Regions from separate parts of the Homo sapiens genome. Here all the other regions are linked to region 1. The links are chromatin loops, found by intact Hi-C in ENCODE. Cell type or tissue: B cell. All regions are shown on one strand. Links, peaks and the distances in the headings refer to the core of each region. The heading gives the core; the rest is flanking DNA. Region 1 overlaps USP7 (ubiquitin specific peptidase 7). Region 2 holds the start of USP7 (ubiquitin specific peptidase 7). Region 3 has its middle 43 kb from the start of HAPSTR1.

Region 1 (9,933 bases), core at 1,934-9,933:
GGGACGACGGGGTAGAGGAGAATCCAGTGTCACCACTAAAGGACTTAAATTTTGCAGAATAGGCTGGGCACGGTGACTCATGCCTGTAATCCCAGCACTTTGGGAGGCCAAGGTGGAAGGATTGCTTGAGTCCAGAAGTTCTAGACCAGCCCGGGCAACATAGCAAGACCTCGTTTCTACTGAAATGCGGGGCCGGGGCATGGTGATGAGTGCCTGTAGTCCCAGCTACCTGTGGGGCTGAGGTGGGAGGATTGCTTGAGCCTGGAAGGTCGAGGCTGCAGTGAGCCCTAACCATGCCACTGCACCCCAGCCTAGGTGAAAGGGTCTCAAAAAGTTAATAAATTTTGTAAAGTAGAAATATTGTTCTACTCGTCATGTTTTCAAATAAGATGAATTTCACAGAGGGGAGAAAAGAAGTAAGGGAAGAATTGGGGGAAGAAGTAATTGGGAGCTGGGGGCACGTGAAGCCGTCTTCACTAAAATGTGGCTGGGGGAGCTGTAAGGCTCACACCGATGGGGTATTGACCCATTATTGCCCCAACCTACAGATGCGGAAGCTGAGGCTGAGTAACTAGATCAGCGCTGGAGACATAGGTCTGTCCTCAGGGTTCAGCATCAGGGAGGAAGGCACAGAGGTGAGGGGTGCATGTGTGTGTGGCTGAAGGCCTGGAAGGAAGGGTGTGTGTTTATGTGTGTACGCGCATGTGTGTGGCTGAAGGCCTGGAAGAAAGGGTGTGTGAATGCATGTTTGTACGCGCGTGTGGCTGAAGGCCTGGAGGAGGGGGGTGTGTGTGTGTGTGGCTGAGGGTCTGGGTGTGTGTGTGTGCACGTCTGTGGCCAAAGGCCTAGAGGGATAGAAGGGAGCATTACCTGTCTTCCATCATGTGGTCTTCAGCAGGTAGAGGTTCCGGGAAGCCACAGGTCAGGCAACAGCCATCTTGGCCAAAGCCTGGCATGATGGGGCTGACAGGTCCTTAGGTCACACCAGCCCCGGGGAAGGACAAGTTCTGGGACAGGTTTCCCTGGAGTAAAATGCCCCAATGCCTGTGCCTTTGCCACCACCCAAAGGCCTGGCTAAATCGGGAGAACAACTTCCCGGTCCACACTAGCTGCAGGCCCCAGAGCCTTCATTTCCACTTCAGAGACTCAGCAAGATTTTTAGGGTTGGATGGTGAAGTTTCTGACACAAATTAGGCAGCTAGTACCTGGGAACCCCAGTAAGTCCCTGAAGACAAAGGAAGCAACCTCTCATTTGTAATAAATGAGGACACGGGCACCAGGTCAACATAGGGAGACAGAAAAGCCCCTGGTGGACGAGGCGGGTGGTCATCCATCCAGGATCTATCTCAAGGTGAGGCGTGAGGGTCTCACCTAGGACGAGGGCCCAGCCACCGGGCTTCCACCATCCAGAGGGAGAGATTTGATGGCTCTGCAGAGCAGCCAGGCTGTGGCAGGCGACAATCGGGGGCTGCTCGGTCTTGCTGGCAAGGCCCATCTACAGCCTGAACCCTCCATCTGCAGAGTTCAGCTGGAGCCTCTCGTTCTGATTCCACCCAGACTGTTGTCTTTCACTCGGATTCCCAGATGGCTCCAGAGACATGAGCGCCTGCAGTCCAGGGACAGTGTCCAACCACGGCCAGGCTCTGCTCACTCAGTGTGGACTGGCTGGGTGCCAGGTCTTCCTCAGTCACAGGAGAGCTTTCATCGGCCTGAGTCAGTCACCATTGTGCCTTCAGAGGTGGCCAGGTCCTTGGCATGGCTGCAAGCTTCTGCTATGACTCTATGGATCAGTCCCCAGGCCTTCTGGATGCAGACTGCCCCGTGTTAGGAAAACGTCACTTGCCAACTCTTAGAAATAGGACAATTCGTATAGAAAATCCAGGATTTTCAGCTTGGCGAGGTGGCTCACCCCTGTAATCTCAGCATTTTGGGAGGACAAGGCGAGAAGATCACTTGAGCCCAGGAGTTTGAGACCAGTCTGGGCAACCTACGGAGACCCTATCTCTACAAAAAATTAAAAAATTAGCCGGGCATGGTGGTAACACCTGTGCTGCCAGACAGTTGGGAGGCTGGGGCAGATAGATCGCTTGGGCCCAAGAGGTCAAAGGTGCAATGAGCCATGACTGCACAACTGCACTCCAGCCTTGGAGATGGGGTGAGACCCTATCTCAAAAAACTAAGACAAACAAAAATACACATTAAAAAAAAAAAAAAAGTCGAGGCTTCTCAAGTTCCGCTGTCTGAAGGTGTAGGTGCAGAGGAACTGGGGTCTTGAGAGGCTGCCAAGTGGGGCGGGACTTCATCTGTCCCTTGGCCCAGTCCCCTGGAATACCCCCAGACCCAAGCCTCGGGGTGTCTGCAGTCACTGCCTTAGACAACAGGACCTGAGCCACTGTTCTAAGCCTCTCGGTGTTCATGTGTCTGAGGCTTTGTCCCAGGGAAGCCTCAGGTTCTCCTATGCCAAGACCTTGCCGCAGGGCCAGGCTACGGCAGGGCCGGGGCTTCCTTCTCCTGCACCCCTTTCCCTGACCCCTTTCCACGCCCAGGGCCGGCCTCTTCCCCAGCTTCGGGGCCTGTCAGAGGGGCGGCCCACCACTGGCAGATGAGCTTGGCAAGTTGCTGAACCCTCATTTGAAACTGGGGACAGCCCCCATCCTACCCCGCATGGAGGGCTGAGCTAGGGCTACCTGGAACAGGGAGGTGAGGCGGGCAGCCAGTGGGGGTCTGAATGCCTGCTCCACACTGAGCAAGGCTCAAGCCCCCATGGCTCAGGGTTCTGGCCTACTTTGGGCCACCAGACGCCTCGCTGCTGACCTCTCAGGGCTGGCTCACTGTGCACAATGGTTATCACAAAGGGTTTCTTGCTACTGTCCCTCCTAATTAGCCGGAGGCAAGAGTCAGAACAGCCCCCACCCCACCTTCTCACAGGAGCCCAATGGGCAGGTGTGGCACTGGCACCAGCTCGTGGGCAGAGTTCGCTGGTGGCTGGTGGCCTTCCTCACAATGCCACCCATACCATTTCCCTACTGGAGTTCTCAGCTCAGCCAGGGCAGAAAGATGCGCCAGGTGCACGTGGCCTCGAGCCACGCCCTGTGGGATAAAGGCGTGGAGGGGCCATCAAGGCCAAGCTGGGAACCTTGAGCAGCTCCTGGACTAACCCTCACCACCAGGGAGGGGCTGGCCTTAACCACCTTTCTCTGCCTCCTCGCTGCAAAACCAGCTTTGCAGCAATGAGCTTCAAAGGGCTGAGTGATGCTGAGTACGGGTGGGGAAGGACAGGAGGTGCCAGTCTCTTACTCCTGGGCACTGGACTTCAAGGGTGGTCTGAATCCGTAACTTCTTCCCTCTCCCAAGTTGTCCACGTGCTGTGCAGGCACTGTGCTGTGAACCCCCAGATCCAGTCATTGACAGGTGGCAGCATGTAGGGGGTCAGTGACCCCTTGGAGCTGATGGGAGGGGGCCTCCCTTTGGAACCTGCAGTTTTGCTCACAGACCATTCATGGCCTCCAGCTCCCAGGCCTCACTCAGTTAAAGGCTGCGAAACGTAAGTCAGCAGAAGATGCACAGGCACCCATCTCCCCCAAAGCCAAGACGCAGGGATGGGGAAGTCTGTCCTTAACTGTTCTCACGCAGAAAACCAATGTCCCGAAGGCTTTAGGGAGTAGGCCATAAAGAACGCCCACTCCAACGCCTGTGCTTCACGCAGCACTCAACAGCCCTCGAGTTAGTCACTGTAACTCCCGAGGTGGGGAATGTTTTGTTAGAACTGCATACCCAGTAAGGAAGACATCAGCCACATGTGCAAATTAGAATAAAATTAAAATTCAACCCCCTCTGCCACTTAAGCCACATTTCAAGTGCTTTATAGCCACAGGTGGCCAGAAGCTCCACCGCGACAAAGTTCTGATGAACACGACTGGGTGAGGACAGGGTGGTAGCAAGGCTGGCCGGAAACACTACCCATTACTCCCTCACACAAAAGTCTTAGGGATGTAGTCCAATGGGGTTGGCAAGGTCTGGTTGTTATCTTGACTCCCCTCCTCCCCAGGGGACCTACCTACACCACTAGGAGGTAGTGACTCGGCTATCTAATCTGAAGCTCTCTTGGCCCAAGAGGCCCTTATAGCAAGCCATGAAGACAGATCATTTCCCTGCAATCCAGGGTTGGTAAACCTACAAAAGGGGTTTTTAAAAACAAAGCTTTGTGGGGACAGCCTCGCCACTCAATTGTTGTCTGTGGCTGCGTTCATGCTATGTTGGCAGAGCTGAGAGTCCCAACAGAGACCATCACACAATACCTACTCTGGCCTTTTACAGAAAGTTTACCAACTCTGACCCTAGCCTAAGCCCAAACCACAAGAGAGATGTCTTACTTACACACCTCACCTTAGTAATTCAAGGAACCTTCAGGTGCTATGGCTTTGAGACGGAGTCTCCCTCACGCTGTCACCCAGGCTGGAGTGCAGTGGCACGATCTCAGCTCACTGCAACCTCTGCCTCCTGGGTTCAAGTGATTCTCTGGCCTCAGCCTCCCGAGCAGCTGGGACTGCAGGTGTCTACCACCATGCCCGGCTAATTTTTGCGTTTTCAGTAGAGACAAGGTTTCACCATGCTGGCCAAGCTGGTCTTGAACTCCTGACCTCAAGTGATCCACCGATCTCAAGCCTCCCAAAGTGCTGGGATTACAGGTGTGAGCCACCGCATCCGGCCCAGGTGCTATAGGTTTTATCGCATTTGCTTTAACTGTGAAGGTGGTTTCAGAGTTAAGACTTTAAACTACTCACAATTTCCATCCCTGGCACCATAAACATTTGCCTCACAGCAAATGAGTGATGTTATGTATGACGCCAAATGTCCTTGCCGTCTGGTGAAAGAGAAGCTGGGTCAGGGCCTCCATCAGGAAGCGATGGTGTCTAGACGTGGCTTCTCGCCCTGTCAAGGCACCCACGTTGCAGGGGACTCTGCCAGGTCCCATAGTGTCTCCCTTGGGCTTTGCTCACAGCACGAGCCACCGCGCCTGGCTGCTCTTCTCATTTTGAAACAAGACTGCTTCAGCTCGCTGCTCTTGTGTGTGAGGGCGTGGGAAGGGCCACTGTGACCGCAGGCCCTTGCTGTCACGCAGTGGTTTTCAGGGCTCCCCGCTGTGAAGACTCCGAATGCTGTCAACAGATGGCATCCACACCCCACAGAGGGAGAGGACACAATAGTCCCAGGGGTTACAGTGAGGCCGGAGAAGGGGAGTTCATTTTTCTTTCTTTAAAATTTCAGCTTGTCTCCCCAGAACCAGTTTAACAAACTCAAACTCCTGACACTGTAACTGCGAGTGAGTGGAAAAGGGAACGCGGCAGATGACGGAAACATTACAACACGTTCTTTGGAAAAAGAGTCATTTAATACCTTAAGGGAGAGTAGGAACTTTCAGTTACCTAAGACTACAGCCAACCCCCAGCCCAGAACAAAAACAAGACACCTTAATGTTTGTTCAAAGACAAACCCACAGCGAACGGCTCTCGCACCCCTGCTCTAACTCCTCTTTCTGGGGGAGGAAGGAGGGAAGGGCCAGGTCCGCGGGGACCCTCACTCCCTGCTTTCTATCACACGGGTCACAAGGCAGCTCTCAGAGCAGAAGGCACACACACTGCAGTGGAAGTTGAGAAAGGAAGTCACTCCAAGGTACACACTGGCCCAAAGACCAGGAAACCGTGCCACGGAGCTGGAAGGCAAGGCCGATGGGACGGTGCAAGGACCACGCCCACGATAGCGCCTGCCGCCCCGAAGGGCCTCGTGACACATCAGGTCACATCTCCAGTCACCTTATTTGTACACAGTTCTCTCCTGGAAAACCTTTCATTTCTTAAGAGTAAATGTGACTAGTTAGAGGCTAAAAAAAAAAAAAAAAAAAAAAAGAAACAAGAGACCCTGCCCCCGCAAAACGGAATTAGAAGGAAAAGTACATCTCAGTGAAACCTTGTTACAAATGCCAAGGTTTCCCAGGCCTGTTTCCAGGGAGAGTAGAAATCTTCCTCCACTTCCACGTAACTCACTGAATTATAATTTTTATAGAAAATTTTATTCAACATACAACATTTTCCAGCAAAAAGGCAATATACAGGAAGAGTTGGTGTACACTGCTCCCACAGAAACAACCCAAAAAATACCGGAAAAGGATGAAAAATAAGAGTGATTTGCTGATTCTATTTTACTGCACTCAAAACTAGACACGCAGCTGGCATTAGCTCCAAAATAAAAGGAAACGGGGCTGGGACCGAAATAAAACTACACACAATGAATATCAACATCAGTGAAATTCACTTGCAGACTCACCCAACAAAAAGGAACCTCCTCCCAGTGGCAAATTGTACATGTTCATTCATTAAATATACAATTCATTTTTCCTTTTTTTTTCATTTTTAACTTTTTTACAAAGTCGACAGCTTACTAACCACTAGTGAGCATGCCCTCTTGCTAAAAGGCTTTCTTGTCGTCTGTTCCACTTTAACGAAATTCTATTTATAATCCTTTCACCTGCTCGTATGAACTGTTGAGATCGTAAGTCTGCCAAGGCAGCAGAGTAAACCTTAATTGAATTTAACAATGTTCTTGATTTAATAAAAAGACCCCCACAATGTCTGTCCGGACTGTATTCAGTGCATCCACTTTGCAAAGGGGCTGCAGACAGTAGTGGCTGACGAGGTGAGACAAGTTTATTAAAAAGCCCCCAGGCAGCTGGAGGAGGAGAACCCGAGGAAGGGCCGACAATGCACACAATGAAGGGAAGAGCGCTATTTATTAGGTTGTGAGTTTCTCTGTTTTGCCTTAACAGATGCACAAAAGGTCATTGAAAGTATAACTGAAGGAAATAGGTCAGACGAGCCTAAACACAAGACTTGCTAGCTGCAGGGCTGGTGCACGGGACCCCAGGAAGGCAGCCGAGCCACTCGTGCCCACTAGGGACAGCCCAGAGACCTTGAGCCAGGGACCCCCGATCCACTAACCTCTTCTCCCCCATTGCGCTGACAGTTGCCTTGCACTGTGGTTACCATAAAATAACTCTCATTGGCATCCAAGCTTTATAAAAACATCTTCATTTTGCTCAAAAAGGGCAGTCAATAGATACAGAGAAGCCAAACTGAACAGCCTCAATAAAATAAAATTAACACCAGCAGCGAATCCTCTTGCTGAAGACTTCGGCTAGAGGGCACGTGCACCAAAGTTCTAGGCTGTTAAGGGGCCACCCACACACCGTCCTCGCCTTGAACACACCAGCTTGGAAATCAGTTATGGATTTTAATGGCCTTTTCAAGGTAAGTGTAGCGACTCCTCTTTGGGGCTTTGTTGAAGTGGTCGAGCCCTAGCCAAGGCCGAGGATGAGACATATTACCTGGTGGGGATGAAGAAAAGCAAGTGAGGCCACAGAGCAGCCCTGGAACCCCTCAGCGGGGTGGTGGCCAGTGAGGCATGCATCCCTGTGGCTCCCCAAGGGGTAAGTTCGCAGGGAAGCCAGGACCTGAGCTACACGCCCACCTGGAGCTAAGGAGGCCCACACCCTGACTGCGCCTCAGAGCCACTGCCCTCACAACCCTGAGTCTCAATCACCCTGCACACATATCCAAGCTTCTCTCCTTGAAGATCTCACAGGTTACAAAGGATGTAAGGACCTGTTAAGAACTCGTAGGTTATGGAATGCTATTGCTCCTGGTTCCACAGGTCGGCCAGTGGAGAGAGAGGAGCTGGCACTTGACCCTGGGGCTGCCCCTCCCAGCCCCAGACCACTTGTTTCTTAGTCTGAAACCCACACCAGCCCCCGGGGGGGGGAGAACCCTTACCGGGCTGTGGCTCAAAGTCTTTCAAATTTACTTCATACTCGTCTTCATTTATGTACTGGTGTCGGCCCATCATTACAATTGCAAATTTAAACTAAAAGAAAAAAAATTAAAACTCCTCCGTTATTTCTGTATATCAGCAAAACTCACATCTCTGGCAAAAAAGCCTAGGCCGCTACGCTAGGCAAGGCTTGAGCCTATGGCCCGCCAAGCCCCCAGGAGGCCCCAGCTGCACACCTTCTCAAACTCCTTCTCCTGGATGTCCAGCAGGCTCTGGATTCGCTTCATCACTTCTCGAAAATGCTCGCCCTAGAATGGCAAAGGACATGTGCTCACACAGTCACTCCCAGCACCCCCAGGCCACGTCACGTGGCAGCCGCCAAAACCAACGCCTAACCCCAGCAGGAGCGCAGATTCGGCAACAGCGGCCACTCAAAGGCTCCAGGTTTTGACGTGAGCCACTCGGCCAACCACAACAGCATACCTGGTGTATCCTCAGCAAAAACGGGATTCCGAACGTTCCGAAGACCTCTTTGTGGAAATGCGCCACTGTGACAAGCATCTCATTCTCTTTGTCTATGTCCACCTGGTCCAAAGGGATTTCCTGGGGACACGGACAACAGACACAGTTCTGTAAGTGCAAGTGATGTGGTCAAAGTGTCCACATCTCAATTCTCACACTACTCTAACCCGGAGGGTAAAGCCTATTTTTGCTAAAAAAACGCCACACCTGGATCCAGCCAGAGTGATGGGCACTCATGGGAGTCTCAGCCAGAAGATATCCAAGTTTCTTCCCCCTCCCCCAAAAAACTGAATTTTAAGAGGCCAAATACTGTATTATCCCAGTTCCTGTGGAAATGTCAACAGCTCTAAATTCAAGTGATCCACAGTTTCTGTCTGGATTGGGTTGGTAACCCAAACTGAGGACTAATTTCTGTGCAAAAACACTGTAGGTCCACTCATGGAATCATATACCTCGATTACTGGTATAAAAACACAAATCAAGCTACTTGTACAACTTGCTGTGATATTTAAATATGCAGCAGATGGGGCTCATGAATTCTCTCTGGTGCCAACAGTATCGGGGACAGATACCTCTATTCGAAACGTCCGGCTCGTTGCAGGAGATAAACATTCTAATAGTTCATCTTCTTGATGAACACCAATGATTTTGTAGCTTACAATTTCTAGCAGCCTGAACAGAGAGGAAAAAAAAATAGGGCAAAATGAAGTATATATATTCACATAAAAATAAAATGGTTTTCTAGAAAGAAATAAAGTTACCACGATATGTTTTTTTTTTTTTTTTTGAGACAGTCTCAATCTGTCGCCCAGGCTGGAGTGCAACAGCATGGTCTCAGCTCACTGCAACCTCCGCCTCCCGGGTTCAAGCAATTCTCCCACCTCAGCCTCCCGAGTAGTTGGGACTACAGGTGCGTGCCACCACACTGGGCTGATTTTTGCATTTTTAGTAGAGACGGGGTTTCACCATGTTGGTTAGCCAGGATGGTCTCGAACTCCTGACCTCGTGATCCGCCCGCCTCGGCCTCCCGAAGTGCTGGGATTATAGGTGTGAGCCACCATGCCCAGCTTTTTTTTTTTTTTTTTTTTTTAAAGAGGATCTGAAATATCAGAAACAGAGACCGGAGGCAAGGCACGGAGAGGGGGTCCCCTTGAAGCATAAGATTAAAGGGCTCTGCTGGACAAAGTGGAAATGGCCACATTTGGGCACAGAGATGTACAGACTGGGCCTCCGAAAGTTGCATAAACCTTTCCCACAAGGAATTCACATTCAGCTGATAGTGGCGTTTTCCTCGCTTACTCTTATTAGGTAATAGATTAGGGTCTCACTGTTTAATAATTGTTTTATTAAAACTAAAGAAAGTTTGGGAACCAAATGGCTCCAAAAGCCATTTGTCCTCCAAGCGACTACAGGGCAAAGTAGTGAGAATCATGCCCATCTCTCTGAAATAAACAATCAATTCAGGGGCTTCTTTCTACAGCCCAAATGTTGGCTAGATGGAACAGAAGTGACTCAATCTGTCAAATACAAAATCAGGAGTCACCCCTTCCAGTTTCAGTTCATCGTTCAAATGGAATCGTATCCTTC
Region 2 (9,933 bases), core at 1-8,000, 70 kb after region 1:
CCCCAATGCCCATCCCACCGGCACAGTAGCAGGTGGGGCAAAAAGTGCATGGGTCTTATGCAAGCCAACAGGGAGAGGCGACTAGAAAGGCTTAGGGGAAAGGTGGCCCCTGGGTGGGATTCTGAACCACTTTCCTGGGGTATCTGTCCTGTTTGTGCCCACACAAGTGCATGTGTGCTGGGAACCGGCAGCACCAAGGAGGCTGGGGCCATCCTAAGACTGCAGCTGTGCGACTTCCTGTAGAGAAGGCAGGACACCAAGTCCTTTTCAGCAAGGCAGTGACGGACAGAAGTCCTGTGGGCAGCAGCTTTCATAAAGTGTGGGGTCAGGCAGGCTGGAAGCAGGACCAAGAGGGAGGCTACCACCACAGTTCCAGCATGAGGCAGCAAGGGCCTGCTTTCAGGGGATGTCTGAGACAGCCAAACGGGCCTGGCAACAGGATGTGGGATAGAGACAGCAGAGTTCAAAGCCGACTCCCAACGTCTGGACACTCAGGGACCTGGTTTCCTGCCACTATCTAGTGTTCCACTTCCCCACACTCATCGCAGGGAGCTCTAGCACTCACGCAAGAATCATCAGAAGGCCACCAGGCTGACTACAGCATCAGTGGCGCATGGCACCAAATCCACTTGACTTTTATCATACAGTGAATCATTCTCAAAATATTACACTTTTAATATTAAAATCCCTATTCAAGCACATCAAGCCCAAGATTTCAAGAACAGCATTGCTTAGGCAGAGGCCGGATGGCTTCTTCCTAATCCACATCGGATATGGTTACTGTGGGCCCTTTCTGCATAGCACCCATCTTCGATGGCCCCACCTGTGGTGTGTGCCCCACTTTAGTTCTAACATAGTGTCACATTTTCTTGGCTGCAAAAGCCCTACCACCAAGGCAACACCATGTGCTGAACATCTCCTATGCTCCAAATTCCATGCCAGGCACTTTAGATGTGCCTGGCGATTCCAGTCTCACAACAACCTTGACGGGCATGAATGACCTCCTTTAAGGGATGGAGAAACTGAGGAACCAAGAGCTTAAGCAATGTGCATTAGGTCCCACAGCAATTAGATGGCAAAACCCAGATTCAAACCCAGGCATGGCTCTAAATCTAGACTGCCTTAGTCACCACAGTCTGTTATACCATGAATTTTTACTTAATGACCTCTTTCTCCTTTTCCAAAACACTAATTCAAAAAAAAAAAAAAGGATACCTTCTTCCTATATTTACTAGTATCGATCATTTCATTACAGAGAAAAAATTAATAATGAGGATATCAGCAGCCTGAAAGAATCAGGAGAGCTGGAGCCTGGGGAATCGCTTTGAATCATTAAAACCTGACGTGCTCACATCAGAGTGAGATGCTAGGTTTGGCCTAATTTCTCTCTACTGGGTTCTCTGAGCTGATGTTCATCTTGTAACTTTGCAAAGAATTATCTTAGCAACAGAAGCCAATGTAAGGAAAATCAACACTCTCGAATTATTTGACTTTTGTCTCGTTACAGTGCTATTTGAAAGAATCTTCTATTAGTTATAATCACAACAGCACAAGTTTATCTGGCTGGGTGTGTTCAAGAGAACTCACATTCTACTCCCAAACATGCTTCAGCAGAAAAGTAACTGCACAAGTTTGGAAGAAACCCACCACCACCCCCGTAACAAAAAACACAGAAGCCTAGATCAGAAGCTGCAGCTGACCCATTAATTTGCTCCTAATAGCAGCAGTCTAAGTGTCATAGAAAAGTCTAACATCTATCCCATTCGTCTCAGAGCCGACACTGAAACAGAGACTGCTCACTTGGGCAGAAGAACCACACCAGGGAAAAAAACAGTTTGTATGCAGAAGCAAGGCCTCCTGATAACTTCCTGTTGATTCAATAGCGTCTACACCGACCATCTGAGTATTCAGAGGGCAGAGACCCATGCAAGTCACTCCTTCAGCCCCTAGACTTCCATGGCCACCAAAGTTAGCGAATAAATAATACACTGCCAAGCAACCTTATTCCCAGCCAGACCTAATCATGCCACCACCTCCACAGCTCTATCTGCCTTCCAACTAGAAACATGCAACTGGCTGCTTCAGGCCTTACAGGGAGTGTGTGGTTGCAACCCCAGCAAACTGCATCAGGCCCCACCTCTTCCCTCTCCGCACTTCACCCTTCATCACTTTCCTAACTGCTCAGGGCATTTCAAAAAATAACTATTCCAGAGCACTGCTGTTTTCCAATGAATATACAAGGACTGTGCAGAGTTCACTCAAAAGCAAATGCAACCCCAAGAATGTGAGGCCGGAGAGCAAACTCACACTGACCTATTGATAGAGACAAAACAAACGAAACAGTCTCCCAGGCTCCTTCGAAACCACTCTGCCCAGGAGGTGCAGGCAGGATGCTCCAGGTTTACAAAGCCTTCCCTTCCTCAAGCTGTTCAGACCCTGACAGTTTCCAGCTGCTAGTTCGTTAGGAACCGAGGCAGACACTGAACAGGTGCCAAGTCTCTAGCTCTGACCAGGACCCCACTCACAGCCTGGTCCATGAAGCCAACCAGAGTCCACTAAATTCCAGCCTTCTGGCTTTTTAACAGAAGTGTTCTCTCACTCTTTCGGGTCCTAAGTCACATTCCAATCGTAAGGCTAGTACCACATTTCAGGATTGGGAAGGCTGAAATAGATGGCCTAAGACACAAGTAGCTTTTTAAACCACACACCAGTGGGTACTCACAGGGCACTATTATTTGTCCACAGCCTCATGTGCTCACTACAAGAAAAGGGACCTCCTGGATAATGAAATTGAAACAGAGGCCCAGTCAGAAGAAATGAGTTTCTTAAGTTTAAGGAATCAGCATTAGTAACTAAAACCTCTGCCATCCAATTTGAGATTCTGCTAAATTTACAGATTAACTGTCCTAGGGGTTACCTTTCTAATACAAACTGTAATATGAAAATAAAGCTTCATTTTATGAGAAAAGAAAGTAGCCTTGAAAACGTGCATGGAGACTGATGAATTTCTAAAAATTCAACACCCTCTAGTCTTTTAAAAGCAAACACCGGCCAGGCGCGATGGCTCACACCTGTAATCTCAGCAGTTTGGAAGGACGAGGCGGGCAGATCACCTGAGGTCGGGAGTTCGAGACCAGCCTGACCAACATGGAGAAACCCCGTCTCTAACAAAAATACAAAAGTAGCCAGGCGTGGTTGCACATGGCTGTAATCCCAGCTACTTGGGAGGCTGAGGCAGGAAAATCGCTTGAACCCGGGAGACGGAGGTTGTAGTGACCCGAGATCGCGCCACTGCACTCCAGCCTGGGCAACAAGAGCAAAAATCCGTCTCAAAAAAAAAAAAGGGGGGGGGGGGCAAATACCTTGAAATTTGTGGACCTGGTCATTTTCCCAAAGATACAGGTCTGTAACACACATGCTCTGCAGTAATGTCTGTTTATTAATTCTCACTAGTGTCCAAAAACACCTGGAAAGCGGTAGGACAATGTCATGGGAAATCCATATGCTCGTGTTATTGGATATTTGTCTTGACCGGGTACCATTTGAAAAGGAAACTGAAAAGCAACCCTCTTTTATGTTTTAGATGGGCTGCAAAATACAGCACAAAAGGAATACACAAAATTCCCTCAGTAAAGTACTTCTTTTCAGCTATTTGGTTTAATCACACATAACAGGCGCTCTTAGTTGCTGCTTTGCTGGGGCCAAGTGAAACAGATAACCCAGTCCTTGGCGTGGACTCCGCTCTTCTGTCCCCCATTACTGCCATTGATAAATACCACTGGGGAGTGCCTACTGCAGAATCCCAGCCACTTTGTCATTTGCAACCTGGCCAGCCATTTTTTCAGTGACTATCCAATTACTGGAAGTAAGTTATTCTATTCAGAGGTGAACACCAGTCACGCTTAAGTGTTCCCACCAACCGGTGTGCAGCGCCCCACACTTGGAGCCACCGCACAGGACAAATACTGCTTTTCCTGAGCTCCCCTGGAGCTTCATTCATTGAGGCAACCCAAGATCCCTTGCTAAAAGCAAAACTAAAGCATTCCACGCCGTTTTCATTCAGGTGGCCTCCATTTGACTCCCGACAGCCTGAACTCGTCACGTAGGTAAGAAAACTTTTTAAAGACCATTTGGACTTTGCTTTGTTTCAGTGAAATGGGTCGTGAGAAAAAGTGCCTTCCAACGACCAACTCCCTAAATCCAACACCCTTCTCTTTACAGCGTCTTCACATCCAACCTTTACAACCAAGACTCTATACCTCAAACTACAGTGCCTTGGAAAATTACTGCCACATCGGCAGAAAACCGAGTTACCTTTCGAGTCAGGTTTGATTCTGATGCAGGCAGCCATGTGCGGCAGGGCTTTCGCACGGTTGCAAGCGCACACCTGGCCGGATGCTGGCTGCACCACACACTGCCAAGTACAAACTCCCCGAAAAACAGGTGGATTCGGAAACCAACAGCGCCCGGGTCAGAACTCTGGGCCAGTCCAAAACCTGACAACATCTGCGTTCCTTGCAGGTATTTTCGAACGTAAGCCCGACGCTAGGCAGTGCTGTTAGAAAGTGATTTGGAAGAGCGCTTCCGAGCCACGGCGCGCCCTCCGGGGGAGCGCACCGGAGCAGGTGCGGGCGAGCCCCGCGCCCGGGGAGGTCAGGAATTCCCCAGCCACACCAGATCCAACCGGACGCCCCAGAACGGGGACGGTCCCCGGAGTCCGCCTCCCAACCTGGGTGAGAAAACACCTCCGTCCCTCCGCTGCCTGAGCGCTCGAATTTACAACTCAGGGCGCTTTGTGCCGCGGAGGCCCGGCGGACGCGAGGTCGGGACAATGCACGGGGCCGGGGTCCCGGCGGCCGCCCCTCGCCCGCGGACCCGGCATGACTTTGCAGCCTCGCAGGCCGGGGCCGGGAGGCCAGGCCGAGGCCCGGCGGCCGCCCGGGGCCTGGTTAAAGATGGCGAGCCCCTCGCGTGGCTCCCGCGGCTCCCCCGGCCACAATGAAAGGCGCCCCCCGGCCCCGCCGCGGCCGGCCCTCGGGCCTCACCTTCCATCTCCATGTCCTCGGGCTCGCTCAACTGCTGCTCGCCCGCTTTCTGCTGCTGCTGCTGCTGCTGGTGGTTCATGTCGGCCGCGGCCTGGGCCTCGCCTGCGGCCGGGGGCCGGGGCTGCGAGCCCGGCGGGCGGGCGGCGGCGAGCCGGGGCGGCGGCGGCGGCGGCGGCGGCGGGGCGGCCTCCTCCTCCTCCTCCCGCGCGTCGTCGGCGACGGCGGCCCCGGGGCGGCCCGCGGCGGGCGGCGGCGGCGGCAGGGAGACGCGCACGTACTTGCTCGCGATTCGCCCAATCTCGGCGCCGAGGCGGGCGGGCGGCCGGCGGGCCGGGCCGGGCGGCCTCGTCGCTCGCTGCGGCCGCCGCCGCCGCCGCCGCGGGGCCCGCCTCCCGCCGCCGGGGCCGGGGCCGGGGCTGCGGGGCCGCGGGCCGGCCGGGGGCGGAGGGCGGCCGGTCGGGGGCCGCGGAGTCAGCCCCGCCTCGGGCCGGGCGCGGCGGACGGGAGGCCTGGCCGGCCGCGGCGGGCCTGCGGGCCCTGGGGCCGGCGGGAGCGGCGGAGCGGGCGGGCGACGGGCCGGCCGCGTTCCGAGAGCCGCGGCCTCCGCCTCCTCGGCGTCGTCGTCGGGGCTCCGGCAGCGGACGCGGCGCCCGGCAGCTCGGCTCGGCTCGCTCTCAAAATGGCGGCGGCGTGAAATGTCACATCCGCATGGGGGGCCGCGGAGCGAGCGAGCGAGCGAGGAGAGCAAGCGGGCGGGCGCCGAGCCGGAGGGCGGAGCGGGAGCGCAGGGCGGAGCACGGGAGGCGGAGCAGGGAGCGACCCGCCTGCCGCCGCCGCCGAGGCCCGCCTGCCCCGCAGCGCCGCGCCCCGGCACCGCCTGCGCCGCAGCCCCGCGGCGGACCCTCGGCGCTCCCTGCCCCCGGGCCCTGGGGGCCGAGGCGGGCCGCCCGGTGACTTAGCCCTGCGGAGGTGAACCGGAATCCTTCCCATCCTGGGGAGCCGGACACCCCGAAAGACCCAGGAGCGGCAATGAGGAGGGGCCCAGAAGCCACCCGGCAGCCGGGGTTCAGGTCCCAGCCTAGCGCGCCGGGGCGAGCGCTGGAGGTTGCCCGGGGACTGCTCGGGATAGGGCCCGGAAGGGAGCTTGGGGTCAGCGCCTAGAAGTTCCTGTTATTGTCGTTACTTACCCTTGCCCGCTGACGTGCACTTTTTCACCCAGTATCTACCGTGGAAGAATTTATTTTCTCACTGTCAGCCTAATCTGGCAAAGTTTGGCTCCTCAAGAGCAACCCCAGGCGGGGCGCAGCTGCTCACACCTGTGATCCCAGCACTTTGGGAGGCCGAGGTGGGAGAATCACTTGAGGCCAAGAGTAAGAGACCACCCTCTCTACAAAGGTTTTGGGTTTTGTTTTTATATTTTTGAAATGTATTTTTAATTAGCCGGGTGTTGTGCCTCCTGCCTGTAGTGACAGCTACTTGGGAGGCTGAGGCTGGAGGTTCGCTTGGGAGGTTGACTGAGGCTGCAGTGATCAAAGATGGCGCCACTGCACTCCAGCCTGGGCAACAGAATGAGACCCTGTCTCAACTAATAGTGATAATAAAATAATAATATAAAAATAAAACAAGCCCACTACCCTTCACATTTGGTATTAATTTACTTCCTTCCTATCAACCCAGTCTGGGATCATTCACCCGGGGCCTCCCTATTCCAGGAGACATTTGGTGAATATATCTCCTGTCCTGTCTCATTCAGTCATTGACAGACTGATGATTAGGGTCTCAACTTTTCCAGTTAATCAAGGCAGTGTGGGTCAATAAAAATGGAGCAAACCGATATACATTTCTACACATCTCAGGGGAGAATAGAATTTCACCCTAACAAGGCCAGAAGATTGTGGTACCTGTCTTCTCTCCATCTCCCTATACCCGCTTTCCCTGCATTTTTCTCCCATTTATGTACTGTTCATCTCCCTTCCCCCCGAAAGAATGTTTTGCTCACTGTTGTATCACAAATGCCTGGGATACACAGCAAGTGCTCAATAAAAATTGGTTGGGCCAGGTCGGCGCGGTGGCTCACACCTGTAATCCCAGCACTTTGGGAGGCCAAGGCGGGCGGATCACTTGAGGTCGGGAGTTTGAGACCAGCCTGACCAACATGGAGAAACCCCGTCTCTACTTAAAGTACAAAATTAGCCGGGCGTGGTGGCGCATGCCTGTAATCCCAGCTACTCAGGAGGCCGAGGCAGGAGAATCACTTGAACCCGGGAGGTGGAGGGTGCGGTGCGGTGAGCTGACATCGCGCCATTGCACTCTAGCCTAGGCAACGAGCGAAACTCTATCTCAAAAAAAAAAAAAAAATTGGTTGGGCCAGGCACGGTGGCTCACGCCTGTAATCTCAGCACGTTGGGAGGCCGAGGTGGGCGGATCACCTGAGGTCAGGAATTCGAGACTAGCCTGGCCAACATGGTGAAACCTCATGTCTACTAAAAATACATACAAAAAACTTAGCCGGGCATGGTGGCATACGCTGGTAATCCTAGCTACTCAGGAGGCTGAGGCAGGAGAATTGCTTGAAGCCAGGAGGTGGAGGCTGCAGTCAGCTAATCACACCCCTGCACTCCAGCCTGGGCAATAGAGGGAGATTCCATCTAAAATAAATAAATACATAAATAAATATTGGTTGAATGGGCCAGGCACAGTGGCTTACACCCCTTATGCCAGCACTTTGGGAGATTGAGGCGGGAGGATCAATCACTTGAGCCCAGGAGTTGGAGACCAGCCTGGGCAACATAGGGAAACCCGATCTCAATCAGCCAATCAATTAATCAATCATTAGTCAACTGGTTGAATGAACATATGATTCAAGCGTGACTGGATCCCCCTCACCAGCATTTCGTACGCTTGAAGGTTTTTCACCAGTATATTTCCTGCCAGACCACAGAGGTGAGCAGGGGAGAGCCCAGTCACTTCAAAGGAATCCCTTGGGTCACCCCCAGAATCTGAAGAAGAGGTATTGTTATTCACACAGATTCTCACAAATGCTAATCAACAGCGCTCAGATGCAAAAGAGTCCTTCTCTCTAGTATTCTGGAAGCTTGGAGGAGGGAAGAAAGTGCCTTTCTGGCAGAGGAAGAGGTGGCAGAAAGTTATGTATATGGCTGTCAGTTCACATTGGCCAACCTTATCCTCATCACTGAGTTCAAAACCAATCTGGCCGGGCACGGTGATTCACGCCTGTAATCCCAGCACTTTGGGAGGCTGAGGCGGGCGGATCATGAGGTCAGGAGTTCGAGACTAGCATGACCAACATGGTGAAACCACGTCTCTACTAGAAATACAAAAATTAGCCGGGCATGGTAGCGCGCCTGTAATCCCAGCTACTCAGGAGGCTGAAGCATGAGAATCGCTTGAACCTGGGAGGTGGAGGTTGCAGTGAACCGAGATTGCACCACTGCACTCCAGCCTGGGCTATAGAACGAGACTCTGTGTCAAAAAAAAACAAAAAACAAAAAACAAAAAACACACAATATCTCTCTCTCTTTCTAGAAGCACCTTGAGGAAGAAATTGTCTTGTCTACAGCTCTATCCTCAGTACAGCACCAAGCTTACAGTGGATGCTCAGTGAAGATTTGCCGATTTGCCGAATGAATGCTTTCACCCCTGCAACTGTTTACTGCCTGCTAGGAGCTCAGAGCCTCTGGGATACAGGCTGGGAATGACAGTGCCTGCTCGCTTGGAAGGCCTCTCTTCTGGAGTCAATAAAACAGCACTTCTTTGCTTCTTCCTGGCTGGTCCACATCTTTCACTGAGGAGTGGATAGTGGAGGGAGAGTTCATTTCTAGGGCACCACAGCTATGAGAAAAGCAAGACCAGTGCCCTTGGAGGCCCACTAAAAAGGCCCCCACTGGATTATTCCAGCAGGCTCGGCTGGCCTGTTTTCTTCCTCCCCTGGTAGAATTGTGCCTGCATTGGCTATAAAGTCCATTTGCACACAGAAGGGGTGTGTGTGGAAGGACTCTGCAGAAGTGAATCCGCTGAGTAATGCCTGCTTCCTCAGAGGGTGAATGCCAAGATGCCTCCAAAGGACATGAAGGGCTCTGAAGGGGAAGATGACTGAGGGCACCATTTTTGATCACTGCCAATTAAAAAAAAAAAAATTCATGACCCCTACCGTGGTTCAGAAACCGGGGACTAAGGAGATGAAAAACCGGGGAGACAGGAACCGCTGGAGAAACTGACTTGTCATTAGCTAGAGCCAGTAAAGGGCAGGGAGGGCCCACCCTATCATTACTTGGATCAAAACATATTTTGCTGCTCCCAGGGCCATGGCATGACTTGGCATAAACAGAGGGTTGGTTTTTCTTCTTGAGAACCAAAATATTTATCTACCTTGAAGCTATGTTGGTCAGGGTCTAAAATTATTTAATAGAAGTGTCAGAGAAGAAAAGGGATTAACAGCTTTCCCCCTCTCCACGCCTTCATCTGCCCCCACCCCCCGCCCCACCGGGATAACTAAATTCCTAAATAATCCATACCTAGAAAGATGACCTAATCCCATACCACAAGGTTACTGATGAGGATTTGGGTTTAGAGAAGATAAGGGACTTAGCCAAGGTCAAGCAGTGTGGGAGAGTAAGGGGCTTTAGGATTCAGAAACCAGGTGGAACCTAGCTCCATACATGGTTCTGTAAACTTGAATTTGGGAAGCTTACTTAACCTTTTCTTTTCTCTTTTTTCTTTTCTTTTCTTTTTCCTTTTTTTTTTTTTTTTTTTGAGGTAGAGTCCAGCCCAGGCTGGAGTGCAATGGCACGATCTCAGCTAACTGCAACCTCCGCCTCCTGGGTTCAAGCGATTCTCTTGCCTCAGCCTCCTGAGTAGCTGGGATTAC
Region 3 (9,933 bases), core at 552-8,551, 240 kb after region 1:
TTTTGTATTTTTAGTAGAGACGGAGTTTCACCATGTTGGCCAGGATGGTCTTGAACTCCTGACCTCAGGTGATCTGCCCATGTCAGCTTTCCAGAGTGCTGGGATTACAGGCGTGAGCCACTGTGCCTGGCCTAAAATTTTAGTGTTTTTTTTTTTTTTGAGATGGAGTTTGGCTCTTATTGCCCAGGCTAGAGTGCAGTGGCGCAATTTCGGCTCACTGCAACCTCCGACTTCCGATTTCAAGCAATTCTCCTGCCTCAGCCTCCCAAGTCGCTGGGATTACAGGCGCCCGCCACCACGCCCAGCTAATTTTTTTGTATTTTTAGTAGAGACGGGGTTTTACCATGTTGGTGAGGCTGGTCTCAAACTGCTTACCTCATGATCCACCCGCCTTGGCCTCCCAAAGTGCTGGGATTACAGGCATGAGCCACTACTCCTGGCCTAAAATTTTAATTAAAATTTTTTTTGAGACAGGGTCTCAACTATGTTGTCCAGGCTGGCATCAAACTCCTAGATTCAAGTGATCTTGTTTCCTCAGCCTCCTGAGTAGTTGGGACTACAGGTGCACACCACTGTGGCGGGCTCCAAATTATGCTTTTTCTTTATGAGAAAAATAGAATTCTTTATTAAGGTGGCTGGTTTAGAATACTAAAGAAAATACGACAGGACTAAACAAAATAATGCCGATGCGCAGTCTCTGGAGACAGGCTGCCTGATTGAATCCTGGCCCCACCACTTACTGAGTTGTGTGACCCTAAGCAAAATGCCCCCCCACTTTTTTTTTGAGACAAGGTCTCGCTGTGTTACCTAGGCTGAAGTGCAGTAACACAATCATAACTCACTGCAGCCTCAGACTCCCAGGCTTAAGCAATCCTCCCACCTCAGCCTACCGAGCTGGGACTACAGGTGTGCATTACCAGACCCATCTAATTTATTTTTTGTAAAGATGAGGTTTCATACCCTCTTCACACCTAAGTGCTATTTCTTTGCAAATTATAGTTCTAACACAAATCCAAAGGGATTTTGGGAAACTGATCGGAAGTACTGTATTCATGTTTGGCTCAAAGAATTCACAGCTGAGAATAGCTAAATAAATTTTGAGATAAAACAGAATTAAGGTCAGGCACAGTGGCTCACACCTGTAATGGTAGCACTTTGGGAGGCCGAGTAGGGCGGATCACAAGGTCAGGAGTTTGAGACCAGCCTGGCCAATATGGTGAAACCCCGTCTTTAGTAAAAATACAAAAAATTAGCCAGGCATGGTGGTGGGCGCCTGTAATCCCAGCTACTCAGGAGGCTGAAGCAGGAGAATTGCTTGAACCTGAGAGGCCGAGGTTGCACTGAGCCAAGATCGTGCCACTGTGCTCCAGCCTGGGCAATAGAATGAGACTCCGTCTCAAAAATAAAGAGAATTAAAACATGACAAAATTGTAATAATTCAAAGTTAGGTGTCAGCACAAAGACTGAAACAGGATAGATACTCCAGAAAATGCCCTGGTTAATATAAGAAGTTGATATCTCATCAGGAAATAGCACAAAATGACAGGGAAGGGATGAGTTAATCAGTTAATGGTGTTGGGAAAACTGACTTCTTGGGGAAAAACACATTAAGTTAGAGCATCACCTCAGGTACCCGAATATATTGACATTAAAGACTTAAATGCAAAATGGAAACATTAAAAAACTGGTGGGAAGTATAGCGAGTACTTAACTTTATTTTTATTTTTTGAGAGACAGGGTCTACTTTGTCACCCATGGTGAAGTGGAGTAGTGTGATTGTGGCTCACTGCAGCCTCAACCTCCCAGGCCCAATTGATCTTCCAGCCTCAGCTTTCCAAGTAGTTGGGACTAAAGGTGTGCACCACCACACCCAGCTAATTAAAAAATTTTTTTCTTTTCTTTTTTTTTTTTTGTAGAGACAGAGTCTCGCTATGTTGCTCAGGAAGGTCTCTAACTCCTGGGCTCCAGTGATCCTCCGCCTCTGCCACCCAAAGTGCTGGGATTATAGGTGTGAGCCACTGCACCCAGCCTGAATATTTTTTATAAACATAAAGGCAATGGAAAATATATTTTAAAATAAAAGATTGATTATGAGCATAAATGTAAGCTTTTGTTTATCATCAATATAAAAAATATTGAAAATGGAACTGGCAAACAGGACAAATTTAATCCCTCCCACCCACAGAGTTCCTATATGTGGATAAGAAGGTTATATGCCAAATAAGAAAAATAGGGGGCCGGGCGTGGTGGTGCACACCTGTAATCTCAGCACTTTGGAAGGCTGAGGTGGGCGGATCACAAGGACAGCACATCGAGATCATCCTGGCTAAGATGGTGAAACCCCATCTTTACTAAAAGTATAAAAAATTAGCCGGGTGTGGTAGCATGTGCCTGTAGTCCCAGCTACTCAGGAGGCTGAGGCAGGAGAATCACTTGAACCTGGGAGGCAGAAGTCGCAGTGAGCCAAGATCGCACCACTGCACTCCAGCCTGGGCCACAGAGTGAGACTCTGTCTCCAAAAAAAAAAAGAAAAAAGAAAAAAAGAAAAATAAAAGATAGGACCAGGGAGTTTTCAGAATCAGAAATAAAAATTACCAACTGATATATGAAAAAAATGGCTCAACATTATTTTGTGAGATTCAAATTTTTAGAAGTTGCCAGGCGTGGAGGCTTATGCCAATAATCCCAGCACTTTAGTAGGCTGAAGTGGGTGAATCACTTGAGGCCAGGAGTTCGAGACCAGCCTGGCCAACCTGGTGAAACCCTGTGTTTACTAAAAATACAAAAATTAGCCAGGCGTGGTGGTGGGCGCCTGTAATCCCAGGTACTCGGGAGGCTGAGGCAGGAGAATCATTTGAACCCGGGAGGCGGAGGTTGCAGTGAACTGAGATCGAGCCACTGCACTCCAGCCTGGGTGACAGAGCAAGACTGTCTCAAAAATGGAAATGGAAAAGGAAAAACAAAAAAAAGTGATACTGTGTTTTGAATACAGTTTTGAAAAGATAAGTGGCTATTACTTGGGGTTGGGAAGTCTGAGATGACGTGCCCGCTCACATGCTGCTGCTGAGAGGTGCTAAAACATTCTGAAAAATAAGTTGGCTGGGCCTGACACAGTGGCTCACGCCTTAATCCCAGCACTTTGGGAGGCCGAGTCGGGCAGATCACTCGAGGCAAGGAGTTCGAGACCAGCCTGGCCAACATGGTGAAACCCTGTCTCTACTTAAAAAAAAAAAAAAAAAAAAAATTAGTTGGGCCCAGTGGCGTGTGCCTGTAATCCCAGCTACTCAGGTGGCTGAGGCATGAGAATTGCTTGAACCTGGGAGGCAGAGGTTGCTGGGAGCGGAGATCACGGCACTGCACTGTAGCCTGGGCAACAGAGCGAGACTGTCTCAAAACAAAAAAAGTTGGCTGTATCTATTAAGATCTTCAAAAGTGGTCCTAATTTTGGGTTTTATAATCCTGTTTCTAAACATATATTCAGAGGTAATAACAGTTGTAAAAGAGAATTTTCTTTTTCTTTCTTTTTTTTTTTGAGACGGAGTTTCACTTTTGTTGCCCAGGCTGGAGTGCAATGGCGTGATCTCGGTTCACCACAGCCTCCGCCTGCTACCACGCCCAGCTAGTTTTTGTATTTTTAGTAGAGACGGAGTTTCACCATGTTGGCCAGGATAGTCTTGAACTCCTGACCTCAGGTGATCCACCCGCCTCAGCCTCCCAAAGTGCTGGTATTACAGGCGTGAGCCACCGTGCCCAGCCTTAAAAGAGGATTCTTTTTTTTTTTTTTTTTTTTTTGGGAGACAGAGTCTCCCTCTTGTTGCACAGGCTGGAGTGCAATGGCTTGATCTCGGCTCACTGCAACCTCCACCTCCTGGGTTCAAGTTATTTTCCTGCCTCAGCCTCCTGAGTGGCTGGGATTACAGGCATGTGCCACCATGCCTGGCTAATTTTGTATTTTTAGTAGAGGGGGGGGTTTCTCCATGTTGGCCAGATTGGTCTTGAACTTCCGACCTCAGTTGAATCCCCCGCCTTGGCCTCCCAAAGTGCTGGGATTACAGGCGGGAGCCACTGTGCCTGGCCAAAAGAGGATTCTGATGCAACAATATGAAGTGTGGTACTTGGAGTGGAAGACAGTGAGGAATAACCTAAAGCCCTAATAATAGCGACTGGTTCATCACATCTTATTAGTTTCATTAGATGGAAAATTATGAAGCCTTTATAAAGCATACTTTTTTTTTTTTTTTGAGATGGAGTCTCCCTCCGTTGCCCAGGCTGGAGTACAGTGGCGCGATCTTGGCTCACCGCAACCTCCACCTCCCGGGTTCAAGCAATTCTTCTGCCTCAGCCTCCTGAGTAGCTGGGATTACAGGTGTGCACCACCATGCCTAGCTAATTTTTTTTTTTTTTTTTTTTTTGTATTTTTGGTAGAGACAGGGTTTCACCATATTGGCCAGGCTGGTCTCGAACTCCTGACCTTGTGATCTGCCTGCCTCATCCTCCCAAAGTGCTGGAATTACAGGCGTGAGACACCGTGCCTGGCCTAAAGCATACTCTTGAATTTTTTTTTTTTTTATGAGCCAGGGTCTCATTCTGTCACCCAGGTTGGAGTGCAATGGTCCAATCTTGAGGCTCAGTGCAACCTCAACCTCCTAGGCTCACGTGACCCTCACCTCAGCCTACTGAGTAGCTGGGAGTTACAGGCAGGCACCACCATGCCTGGCTAATTTTTTGTGTTTTTAGTAGAGATGTGGTTTTGCTGTGTTGCCCAGGTTGGTCTTGAACTCCTGGGCTCAGGCAATTTGCCTGCCTCACCCTCCCAGAGTGCTAGGATTACAGGTGTGAGCCACTAAGCCCAGACTTTTTTTTTTTTTTTTTAGACAAGATTGCTCCCTGTCACCTAGCCTGGGGTGCAGTGGAATGATCAGGACTCACTTCAGCCTCCATCTTCTGGGCTCAGGCAATCCTCCTGCCTCAGCCTCCTAAGTAGCTGGGACCGCAGAGGTGCCCCGCCATGCCCAGCTAATTAAAAAAAAAATTTTTTTTTTTTGGTAGAGATGGGGGTCTCCCTATGTTGTCCAGCCTGGTCTTGGACTCCTAGGCTCAAGCAATCCTCGCACCTCGGCCTCCAAAAGTGCTGGGATTACAGACATAAGCCACCTCGCCTGGCCTTGAAAAATATTTCAAGACATGGAAAAATGCTTGTAATATCATGAGAAATATAAACAGGATGATCTCAATTTGGCCAGAGAACAGTGGCTGGCAGCAAATTTTCAATAATTGTTAGCTACTATCATTAATAATTCAAACTCTCATATGATCTTCCTCCCTCCCTTCCATTCACTTCTCAGTTGACAAGTGTCTGAGCATCCGGGGTTCCAGCCTGGCTGCACCTGTCTGTGAGCCGGTTGGGGCCAGTTGTGGGGGCTTTGGCCCCTGGGCTTTCCTCACCCTCCCATGTGCAGCCTCAGGACTCAACAGCCTCCCGCATCCACCCGCTCTGGCTCTATTTCTGGCTGGGCACTGCCATCTAGAGGCTCCTGGAGCACAGGGCACATGACCCTTGGAGCCCCTCACCCAGTGCTGAGCTCCAGCCCCAGGGGCAGAGAAGCCTTTCTCATTACTGCACCCTCCATGCCTGAAAGGGCCGTTTGTTTTGTGGAAGCCTCTGAGAATGTCAGTGCTACAAAGACACTTCAAGATGCCTTATGCTGATTCTTAGGTAGGTCAAGGAAATCTTTGGGGTAACATTCTTAAAATATGGTCCTTGGACCTGCATCCGACGTCCAAGGTAGGAGACAGTTAGTGATAAAGATTTCAGAGCCTATCCCAAATGCGCAAGTCAGACCGTGCTGGGGGGTGAAGGGTACTGAATATCTAACTATTTACAGACTCTCCCGTGTTGTTCTTATTATTTTGAGACAGAGTCTCACTTTGTCTCCCAGGCTGGAGTGCAGTGGTGTGATCTCGGCTCACTGCAACCTCCGCCTCCCAGGTTCAAGCGATTCTCCTGCCTCAGCCTCCCCAGTAGCTGGGATTACAGGCACCTGCCACCACGCCTGGCTAGTTTTTGTATTTTTAGTAGAGATGGGGTTACGTCATGTTGGCCAGGCTGGTCTTGAACTCCTGACCTCAAGTGACCCACCTGCCTCAGCCTCCCAAAGTTCTGGGATTATAGGTGTGAGCCACCGCCCCCGACCTTTTCCCAGGTTATTCCGATGCACACTGAAGTTTGAAAATGATTGACCTGGACCCGGGATACTTATGATTTGGTGGTGATGGGCTTGGCATAGACCCTTTGAGAATCTGCTGACAACTGCAGACCCTCTCCCTGGAAGAATACACAGACATTTCAGTAGGTTTCTTGACTGTGAAGCTCACTCCTGTATCGATGGACTGAGGTTACGAATCTCTTCTCTGATTTAACCCAAAGTTTAGATGAGGACACTGCGGATCAAGTATTCATTGACCTCTTATCACCGGCCAGGCTCTGTGCCCTGCCGCAACAGACAGGATGTGGCTTCTGCTCTGTGCAGTTTACAGGCTAATGATGGCAGACAGCTAAATACAGGTGTTAGGAACAGCCCTGCCAAAGGTCCTGGGTCAGTGACCAGAAGGAAGTGCCTGGAGCCCCTGGGGAAGCCGGAGGGGAGTGGATGATGAAGCGGAGGGAGGAGCAGGCAGGGCTCAGACCATGCAAGACAGGACAGGTCAGGATAAAGAGCTCAGATTTCATTTTAAGAACGATGAAAAGCTATCAGACAACTTTGGGGCTAAGTATATACCCAAGAGAATTGAAAACATATGTTCATAGAAAAATGAATGGAAAAATGTTCATAGAAGTATTTTTCATATTAGCCCCAAAGTGGAATAATCCATGTATTCACCAGTGAATGAGTGGATAACAAAAGTGGCCTATCCATATAATGGAATATTATTTAGTTATAAAAAGGAATGAAGTACTGACACGTGCTACAACATAGAGGAGGCTTGAAGAGGTTATGTGGTGGTTTTTTGTTTTTGAGATGGAGCCTCGCTCTGTCGCCCAGGCTGGAGGGCAGTAGCAGCTATCGTGGCTCACTGCAGCTTCTGCCTTTTAGGTTCAAGCAATTCTCCTGCTTCAGCCTCCCAAGTAGCTGGGATTACAGGCGCCCACCACCACGCCTGGCTAGTTTTTGTATTTTTAGCAGAGACGAGGTTTCCCATGTTGGCCAGGCGGGTCTCAAACCCCTGACCTCAAGTAATCCGCCCGCCTTGGCCCCCCAAAGTGCTGGGATTACAGACGTGAGCCACTGCGCCCGGCCTTGAGTACAGAGGTTTGCTGAGGTTCCAATTTGACTGATGTGGCAAGACTGCCTCATAGGAGGTGTAGCGTCCTCCCGTCAGGATGCGCATAATGTCTGATTGTCACAGACATTATGTCACAGGATGCGCATAATGCTGATGGCAGCAGCTGTGGGTGTGCAGTGCCTGGATCCACGGATTCATTTGGGGTTGCAAAGTGATGGTATTCTCATTCTGTTATTCCTTTTCATTTATTACATGGAGGAGTTCTATGCACACAAACTTTCCCTCATCTCCCATTTGATTACTCAGCGGTGCAATTTGCAAAGAAAAGGAAGGATAAATACTTGATTCTTTCCCCCATAAAAAAAAAAAATGAATTGGCTCACTAGAATTTTCCAGCGGGGACCAGTGAGCATTTAAAAAATATTTTTAACATTGTTATAAACCCATGGATAGAAACATATTTAGTATGCAGTTATTTTTTTATTGATGCCCAAATGGTCCCATCTTTGGCTAGTAGGAGCCTCTTTAAGTTGGTCTTTGCTGTTGCTACTGTTTTTTGAGACAGTGTCTCACTCTGTCGTTGCCTAGGCTGGAGTGCAGTGGTGCAGTCTCGGCTCTCTGCAACTTCTGCCTCCCGTGATTCACGCAAGTGATTCTCCCACCTCAGCCTCCGAGTAGCTGGGACTACAGGTGTGTACCACCACACTCGGCTAAATTAAAAAAATAATAAATTGGGTTTGGCTCGGTGGCTCACGCCTGTAATCCCAGCACTTTGGGAGGTGGAGGTGGGTGGATCACTTGAGGTCTGGAATTTGAGACCAGCTTGGCAAACATAGTGAAGCCCCGTCTCTACCAAAAATACAAAAAAATTATCTGGGCATGGTGGCAGGCACCTGTAATCCCAGCCACTTGGGAGGCTGAGGCAGGAAAATCACTTGAACCCGGGAGGCAGAGGTTGCAGTGAGGCGAGATTGCGCCATTGCACTCCAGCCTAGGCAACAAAGGTGGAACTGTGTCTCAAAAAACAAACAAAAAACCAAAAACGTTATTTTTATAGGGAAGAGAGCTCACCCTATTGCCCAGGCTGGTCTCGAACTCTTGGTCTCTGCCCGGCGTGGTGGCTCACGCCTGTAATCCCAGCACTTTGGGAGGCTGAGGTGGGTGGATCACTTGAGGTTGGGAGTTCAAGACTAGCCTGGTCAACATGGTGAAACCCAGTCTCTACTAAAAATACAAAAATTAGCCTGATGTGGTGGCACGTGCCTGTAGTCCCAGCTACTTGGGAGACTGAGGTTGCAGTGGGCTGAGATCGTGCCATTGCACTCCAGCCTGGACAACAGAGTGAGACTCTGTCTCGAAAAAAAAAAAAAAATCCTGGTCTCAAACCATCCTCCTGAGTCCGCCTCCCAAAGTGCTGGGATTACAGGCGTCAGACACCACAGCGGACTGAGCCCACACTCTTAATCCCTCCATGTGGGGCCTCCTGTTGTGTAGACACAGTCCTCTGGCTTTCATTGTCCCAATAGCCCTCGAGTCCACCCGCCTCTCTTCACCCCTCCACAATTGACCTAGTTCAGGCCAACGTCCCCCCTCACCCAACATCTGCAGTGACCTCCTCACAAGTTCTTGTCCTGCCTGCTCCCAACCCGTGTTCCACCCAGAAGCCATGGAAATCTAAATCTAAACCTTCCTAAGTATAGACCTGATTGGGACACCGTCCCTGCCCATGGCTCTCTGGAGTGTCCACTTTGCCCCTGCCACCCTGGCCCCGCTTCCTCTCCATGGGCAGGCTCAGTCCTAGCTCACCTGGAGTCTTTGCACCTGCTGGTCCCTCGGTCTTGGGGGCTCCCCTTGCCCCTCTCCCACTCCATCTTCCCCTGGTCGGGTCCTCATCCATCTTCAGCTTTTGTTTCAAACCAGGTCCCACCCAGGCCCCTGCGAATTTTCCCACCTTCCCCCCATTCTTTGCCTTCATCATGCTTGTCCCAGCTTATTATTCATTGAATTCTAGGTGTCATTGTCCTGCTCCCTTTTTAGGGGTTGGGTGGGGACCCTCTCTCTCTTGAACCATTGCATCCTTCATCCCTGGCACAGTGCTTGATACAAGAGAGGGGCTGACGTGGAGCTGGCAATGAGTGAGCTGGTGGGGCCCGGCTGGGCAGGAGAGACAGTGCCTAAATGGGCTTCTGCAGTCTGGATTTTCTGGCATGTGGGGGAAGGTAGCCCCCCGTGTGACTCCTCAAAGCCACGTAGTCCTGATTCCCATGTTCCTCCCTGACCCGCTCCCCAATTTGCTCCCACGCTTCTCACAATCATGATCTTTCCTCATCGATCTCCCCACTTTTCTCTCCTTTTTCGCTCTTCCCACTGAAGTTTCCCCATGCTTGCCACGAGCAAGGTGGGAAGGAGGGGCTCCATTTCTCTGTCCCCTGTCCCTGGCGTAGACGCAGCTGTGGTTGAACTCCCATGTCGGGGCTCCAGGCGGCCTGTAGAGGGCAGTAATGCTGCAGCTATGGCCACAGGGAGCGCTGCCTGGATGGGGGAAAGCGGCATCGGAGCAGCTCACAAGCCCTCCGTGGGCATGAGCAAGGCAGACCCCTAAGCCCTCCGTGGGCATGAGCGTGGTGGACCCCTTTGCCCTCCTTTCCC

What was found. Hi-C counts contacts between places; a loop is a spot of excess contacts. Peaks named below come from ENCODE experiments on the same cell type or tissue, not always from the same donor. Only the 100,000 strongest peaks of a DNase experiment are listed, where the experiment ranks them.
Region 2: a loop joins it to region 1, with 11 times the contacts of the local background. A loop is called at or near these places in 13 of 110 quality-filtered maps.
Region 3: it touches region 1 in a loop (14-fold over the local background); 21 of 110 quality-filtered maps call a loop at or near these places.

The regions. Positions count from the first base shown.
Region 1 is chr16:8,886,724-8,896,656 of GRCh38, forward strand. It overlaps USP7 (ubiquitin specific peptidase 7), which reads right to left. Exons shown (of 31, transcript NM_003470.3): 27 at 8,919-9,018; 28 at 8,308-8,427; 29 at 8,061-8,132; 30 at 7,827-7,917; 31 at 5,374-7,381. The coding sequence ends at 7,275. Among named protein-coding and RNA genes, the nearest start is that of LITAFD, 9.3 kb to the left of the region's middle. RefSeq lists enhancers at 1,193-2,035, 4,775-5,044, 5,105-5,254, 5,325-5,384, 5,435-5,664. In B cell, for the core only: CTCF peaks have their summits at 5,170 and 5,371; DNase peaks (open chromatin) are centred at 4,367, 5,018 and 5,659; H3K27ac peaks cover 2,485 bases.
Region 2 is chr16:8,958,162-8,968,094 of GRCh38, forward strand. It overlaps USP7 (ubiquitin specific peptidase 7), which reads right to left and starts at 5,745. Exons shown (of 31, transcript NM_003470.3): 1 at 5,046-5,745. The coding sequence starts at 5,124. It overlaps USP7-AS1 (USP7 antisense RNA 1), which reads left to right and starts at 4,552. Exons shown (of 2, transcript NR_184341.1): 1 at 4,552-4,733; 2 at 8,592-8,829. RefSeq lists enhancers at 1-17, 448-497, 1,869-1,938, 4,116-4,652, 7,349-7,972 and 2 more and silencers at 201-495, 5,848-6,207, 7,891-8,185. In B cell, for the core only: a CTCF peak has its summit at 4,526; DNase peaks (open chromatin) are centred at 1,960, 2,693, 4,520, 5,800 and 1 weaker place; H3K4me3 peaks cover 3,804 bases; H3K27ac peaks cover 5,690 bases; H3K27me3 peaks cover 86 bases.
Region 3 is chr16:9,129,445-9,139,377 of GRCh38, forward strand. No RefSeq gene overlaps it. Among named protein-coding and RNA genes, the nearest start is that of HAPSTR1, 43 kb to the left of the region's middle. RefSeq lists a silencer at 3,689-3,738 and an enhancer at 7,248-7,748. In B cell, for the core only: a CTCF peak has its summit at 5,521 (motif pointing left); DNase peaks (open chromatin) are centred at 3,517, 5,517 and 6,537; H3K4me3 peaks cover 605 bases; H3K27ac peaks cover 764 bases.